Linked DNA regions of Homo sapiens: region 2 is linked to region 1. Evidence: chromatin loops called from intact Hi-C (ENCODE). Cell type or tissue: IMR-90. All regions are shown on one strand. Links, peaks and the distances in the headings refer to the core of each region. The heading gives the core; the rest is flanking DNA.

Region 1 (2,924 bases), core at 107-2,606:
AGCAAACAAGTTCCCTGAGAGAACGCTTTCTTTAAACACAGCAACTCAGGCAACTTGCACATATATGAACCAAGAAGGCCTGGAACATTCAACAAGCTGGGTACAAGAGGAGCCACAAGAGCAAACTAAGCACACTTAAAAATAACAATACGGATAAGAAGGATAATAATTATAATCTCTCTGGTGAGATAGAAGATCACTGTGACCACCAGACACAATGCCAAATATCCTGTTGGCAGGGTGCTTCCTTGGCCCTTGTGCATTTGTGAGCCCAGAGCCAGGCTGCAGGCAGGCACCAGCCCCAGCTTTCACTTGCTCACCATCAAGTGACTGCCATGAGCTCAGGTTACAAATTTGTTTATATTTAGATGAACAGGTGTGTGGCTCAGTTCTAAATCAAGGCCGTGTCCTGCAGTTGTCATCTTAATGTGCTTCATATAGCTGGAATGATTTAACGTGGAAAAGGGCGACACTCCTACCCTGACTTACGCTTAGGGCTGCACCCAGCTTGTGGAAATTTTGTCATAAATTCTGTTCGAGATTCTGTGCATCATTCCCTCTTTGCATAAATCTGCAAAGGTTTTTTGTACTGGTTGGTGGTTTCCTGCAGGAAAAGGAATGAGAAGCCCAGGTTTCTAATGTGGCTTCATTACAAGAGCAGGTTACCTCTTCCCTCTTACCTTTGCAACCTGGGGATATTTTAAAATTGCCGATTTCCAGTTGGCCCCTCATGAATACACCAAGATTGTTGTGAAACTCAAATGATACCATTTAGGTGACTGTGCTTCATAAACACTAAAGTAGTCCACAAATGCAAAATCATATGATGCATATAAAAGAGCTTTATGAAGCTAAATACACTCTACAGATGCAAACTAGTACAGTGGATGAAAGTGTCCTGCAAGCAACGTTATAAATGTCAGAAACACGAGGGAATTCAAGACCAGGAGTTCTCAAAGATAGTGGCTTTTCAGTCAGCTTCTTCAATTGTCATTTTATTAAGAATGCTGATGAAAATATAACATATAAGGAAGTGGAAACACTGGTTACACTGTAATTATTCTGTTAAGTATTTGAGCTCTGGTACTTACACAGGTTTTCATTCTAAGAATTCCACATACCGGGTGACAGAGATAGGCTGTGTATCATTCTGTAACAACCCTAAAAGAAGTAGCTACAAAGTGGGAGGCTTTTCAATGAGGGAAGGAAAATAAAATTTTGTTCCCATTCAGATTTCACTTCTGTTTATATTATCATAAGGATCATTATGTGTTATTAAAAGTGATATAAGTATTTCATACAAGAAATAATTCTGACTTTTTATAAAGTAGCTTCATCATAGGTATCTCTTAATAAAAAGTTTCCTGTCTACCAAGTGACTCCTTTTGCCCATATTCTAGTGGACCTTCCACTAAATAAGTGAACAAATGCACAAGGATATTGGCCTTCCCAAGCATGCATGACACCATGGGCCTTGGAATGCACTTGAGTTTTTCTTGGTCATTCTATCCTCACTTATGTTTAAAGTCTCCTTAATTGCTCTGAAATACAGGCAAGTAGAGACAGATGTGTCACTACAGATATGCTTACCTAACAGACACAGGATTCCCAGCCTCAGAAAATCCCTGGGAGGGCCTCTAGTTCTCCCCTTCCCCCACAACAGGAAATCTCCCTGCAACTGCCTGGCCATGGCTGCCCTCCAAGTCAGATCTCTACTCAGCCAGGCCCCTGCTTAGTGCTGTGAGCTGCCTGGGGGATCTGGCCCCAGAGTCTTGTGCACTGACCAATCTCCTATGTTTTGGGAGGGTTGGTTGGTTGGTTGGTTGGTTGGTTGGTTGGTTGGTTGGTTTGGTTAGTTGGTTTTGAGATAGAGTCTTGCTCTGCCACCCAGGATAAAGTGCAGTGGCGTGACCTCGGCTCACTGCAACCTCTGTCTCCCAGGTTGAAGCGATTCTCATGTCTTAGCCTCCCAAGTAGCAGAGACTACAGGTGCATGCCACCAAGCCTGGCTACTTTTCTTTTTTTTTTTTTTTTTTTTTGTATTTTTAGTAGAATTGGGGTTTCACCATGTTGGCCAGGCTCGTCTCGAACTCCTGATCTCAAGTGATCCACCCGCCACGGCCTCCCAGCGTCCTGGGATTATAGGCATGAGTCACTGTGCCCAGTCCAATTTCCTCTGTATTTGAGCGAAGCTCAGACTGCAGGTGCTAATCTATTAGAGCCTGTAGAAGTCCTAATTCCTCTGTCTCTCTTTCCTGCTAGGAAGCCCTTGATGTTTTATCATAATGAAAGGGAAGAAATCTCCATTTGCTGCTGCCAACCTGGGCAGTGGCATGTCTAAAATGGTTTCAGTTAGATCTCAGGGATTTGCTTTTAAAGAAGTAAAACATTTCTCCTGCCTACTGTTACTTATCTTTTTAATCCAGAGGTATAAAAATTTTAGATTATTTAAAACAAGTGAGTAATGAAATATGCATTTTAAACAGATCATAACAAACTAAAGAAGGACACTAATGAGACTGATGGCCATCAGTGGAAGATGGTGGGGAAAAATAGAGGTGGGGTGATAGAAGCAGACAAATGGAGACAGTGGAGTGATGGAGAGAGAAGGCCAGCAGAAAGAATAACATGCAAACAGAGGAGGAGGACAGAATGAGAGTGAAGAAAGAAGGAAGGAAAGAAAAGAGGAAGGAGAGGAAAGGAGGAAAGAAGGAAGGAAGGGAAGAAGAGAGGGAGGAAGAAGGTAAAAGCCAACAGAAAGACAGAATTGCAAACAAGGAGGAGGACAGAGAGGGAGTGAAGAAAGGAAGCAAAGAGGATGCAAAGGAAGGAAGGAAGGAAGGAAATAAGGAACAAAGAAAGGAAAGAGAGGAGAGAGAAAGAGAAAGGGAGAAAGGAAGAAAGGAAGGGAAGGAGGGAGGAAG
Region 2 (2,924 bases), core at 227-2,726, 53 kb after region 1:
AAATATATTCACAGCCAGATACGGTGGCTCATGCCTGTAATCCCAGCACCTTGGGAGGCTGAGGCAGGTGGATCACCTAAGTTCAGGAGTTCAAGACCAGCCTGGCAAACACAGTAAAACCCCGTCTCTATTAAAAATACAAAAATTAGCCAGGCGTGGTGGCTCGCGCCTGTAATCCCAGCTACTCGGGAGGCTGAGGCATGAGAATCTCTCGAACCCGGGAGGCAGAGGCTGCCAGTGAGCCAAGATCACGCCACTGCACTCCAGCCTGGGCAACAGAGTGAAACTCTGTCTCAATAAAAATAAAATAAAAAATATACTTGCAAACTTTCATTAGTAGAGTGACACAACTAATGGGCTTTCTTGCTATCAGCAATACTAACTAGATGGAATTTTCAAAGTTAAAGGTATAGCGCTTCTCTACCTTAAAGCAACCTTTTAAATCACAATACTCAACTCTATTTTTCAAAAGAAGATACAAGGTGAGTGGGATGAAGTAATGTGCTTAAGATTACACATGCAGTAAACTGCAGGGAAAAATCTATTTCTAACTTCAATTCATTTATGTATTGAATTTATTCAAGTATTTATTGAATGTCTACTGCATACTGAATCCTGGACTGTACTGTGAAGTGAAGATACAACTGAAAGCAAGGATGTCAGGTCTCTGCCCACACAGAATTTTCCTTCTACTAAGATGATACAGAAAGTGACAGAGAAAATAGATAAGATAATTTCAGATATTGACAGAAAGCAAGAACATAATAGAGAACAATGTCAGGGGACAACCTAAGAAAGTACTAGAAACGCCTCTTTGAGGAAATGGCATTTGAAGTGAACTGTGAATGACAGAAAAGACCGTAGGAAGTAAATACTTATGGGCAAAGAATTCTAGGAGGGTTCTTCAAAGAAGAAAGATTGTAACCTGTAACTTCTCAAAGCAATATTTAGAAGACTAATTTTCTAATTATCTACTTTATTGCCAGGATTTCAGAAGAAAACAAGTCTTTGATTTAAGTGATTCTGATTCAAAATGATACAAAAAGTTTTTTTAAAAAGAGAGAAGAAAGTCAAATGCCAAAAATTTTAAGCTCACCTGTCTCCTAGTAACCTTTATACCCAAAATAATATTTCTAGATCCTATTTTTAGAAATAGGCATGAAAGAAGTAATATGCCTATAATCACTCATCAACATTTCCTAAAAAGGAAACACAAAGAATAGGGGGAAAAAAAATAAAACAAAAAGCTTAGAGGTTAGCAGATCTGGAGTCTTTGGTATCCAGACATGATTTATGTCACAAACAAAAGCAGTAAGCTTGGACCACAATACAGAAGTGGAAGCTGGGAGAACTCAGAGCTTTGTAACTTCCCTAATAAATCACAATTACCAAAACATCAATGATAAATAGCTAGAATCTCAGCGTATTTAATAGCTTTCGCCATTTGTTGGCTTGTTGATCACTTGGTTCTTTTCTTCAAAAACTGGTGTTGGGTAGCTCAACCCCAACACATTAATGTTGAATTGTGAACCCTTGGAGACACCAGTTATAAAATTTAAAAGGAATTTACTATTATAAACAAGACTGGAGCACTGGGGAAAATTCTCTTGCATGAATCTATCCCACATTTTAGGAGAGGAAAAAGACTCCAAGATAGCTTTAGATTAAAAAAAGAGATGTTTAAAAACTCAAAAAAGAACTTAAAGAAAGAATGAAAGGAACATTGCTGGTTTTCATTTTTCAATGAGAATGTCTCCAAAAGAGCAATTAAGTAAGTTATTGGTGTGTCAATTTAAAAAAAAAAACTCAAAAGAACAGGTAAAACATTAGAGTTATCAATAAATCCAATAGAAAATGTTTTCACATAGACATAAATTTTTCTAAAATTTTAATATTTTCTTCTTGCGGAATGACTGCAATAACATTTACATGGTTTCTTCTAGTATCATTATGAAGCAGCATTGGTATCCCCATTTCTGAGATGGTAACAACTGAGACATTAAGGTTATTGAGGACAAACATAAAATGAGAAAATGCCGGAATCAGAATTAAATATAAAAATCTTTGTTTTTAGTAATTTCTTTATATCTACTTAACCAAAGTTATTTCTTTTACACTGCTAAAATATATTGGTTGACCATAACTTTAGCATTGGCTTGACAAAGTAACACCTGAATATAAATCTATACACCAATAGGATTTCCAGTTCTTCCTAAAGTTGAACCCAACACTTAGAGTCAATGCTGCTTCCGTAACTCACGCAAAGCAATCCTTCAGTCATCATGAATGGGATTCCATTCATAGCAAGAGTCTGCTCACCATCACTCTAAAATCCATTTCCGTTTTTGTCCCCACTGATTTCAATGAGAATTACAGTCAGGAGAAAGGTTTTTAATGAACCATGAATTGGTATTGTAAGCTGCTGTGTTTTTATGTAAAAAATGTGTCAGACAAAACTCGTCCTAAGGAGAACAGCTAAGTACATGTAAATGTTTCTCCTTATCACCACCATCTTTGTCTATGCTTTCTAGTTTGTTTTGTTTGGTTTGGTTAAGTTGATAAGTTGATTTGTTGATGGCTTTAAACTCAAACATTGCAGACAGCAACCATTAAAGAAAACACAAGTAGGAAGAGCCCTATCACAAAGTTATTACCACGTGAAATTTACTTCACGTTTTACATACAAAACGTTTGTTCATCCTGCCAGGTTTTTTCCTAAATTTGAACTACACTGCTAAATGTAGCAAGAAACAGACAGAGTTCCATGCAGCCCCAAAAGTGGGTGGATTACAGTTTATTTCAATTCTCCAAGAATTCTCTATTCTAAACTCATCTCACACATTTGATTTTATGAGTTGAAGTTTTAACTTAAAAATTAAACACAGATTATTGATAATGCGTACTTGAAACTAGTAAAACAAAAT

What was found. Peaks named below come from ENCODE experiments on the same cell type or tissue, not always from the same donor. Only the 100,000 strongest peaks of a DNase experiment are listed, where the experiment ranks them.
Region 2: a loop joins it to region 1, with 2.0 times the contacts of the local background. A loop is called at or near these places in 2 of 110 quality-filtered maps.

What each region holds. Positions count from the first base shown.
Region 1 is chr2:226,353,050-226,355,973 of GRCh38, forward strand. No RefSeq gene overlaps it. Among named protein-coding and RNA genes, the nearest start is that of MIR5702, 300 kb to the right of the region's middle. In IMR-90, for the core only: no CTCF peak of the experiment used is centred there; a DNase peak (open chromatin) is centred at 1,582; H3K27ac peaks cover 300 bases.
Region 2 is chr2:226,405,964-226,408,887 of GRCh38, forward strand. No RefSeq gene overlaps it. Among named protein-coding and RNA genes, the nearest start is that of MIR5702, 250 kb to the right of the region's middle. In IMR-90, for the core only: no CTCF peak of the experiment used is centred there; no DNase peak of the experiment used is centred there.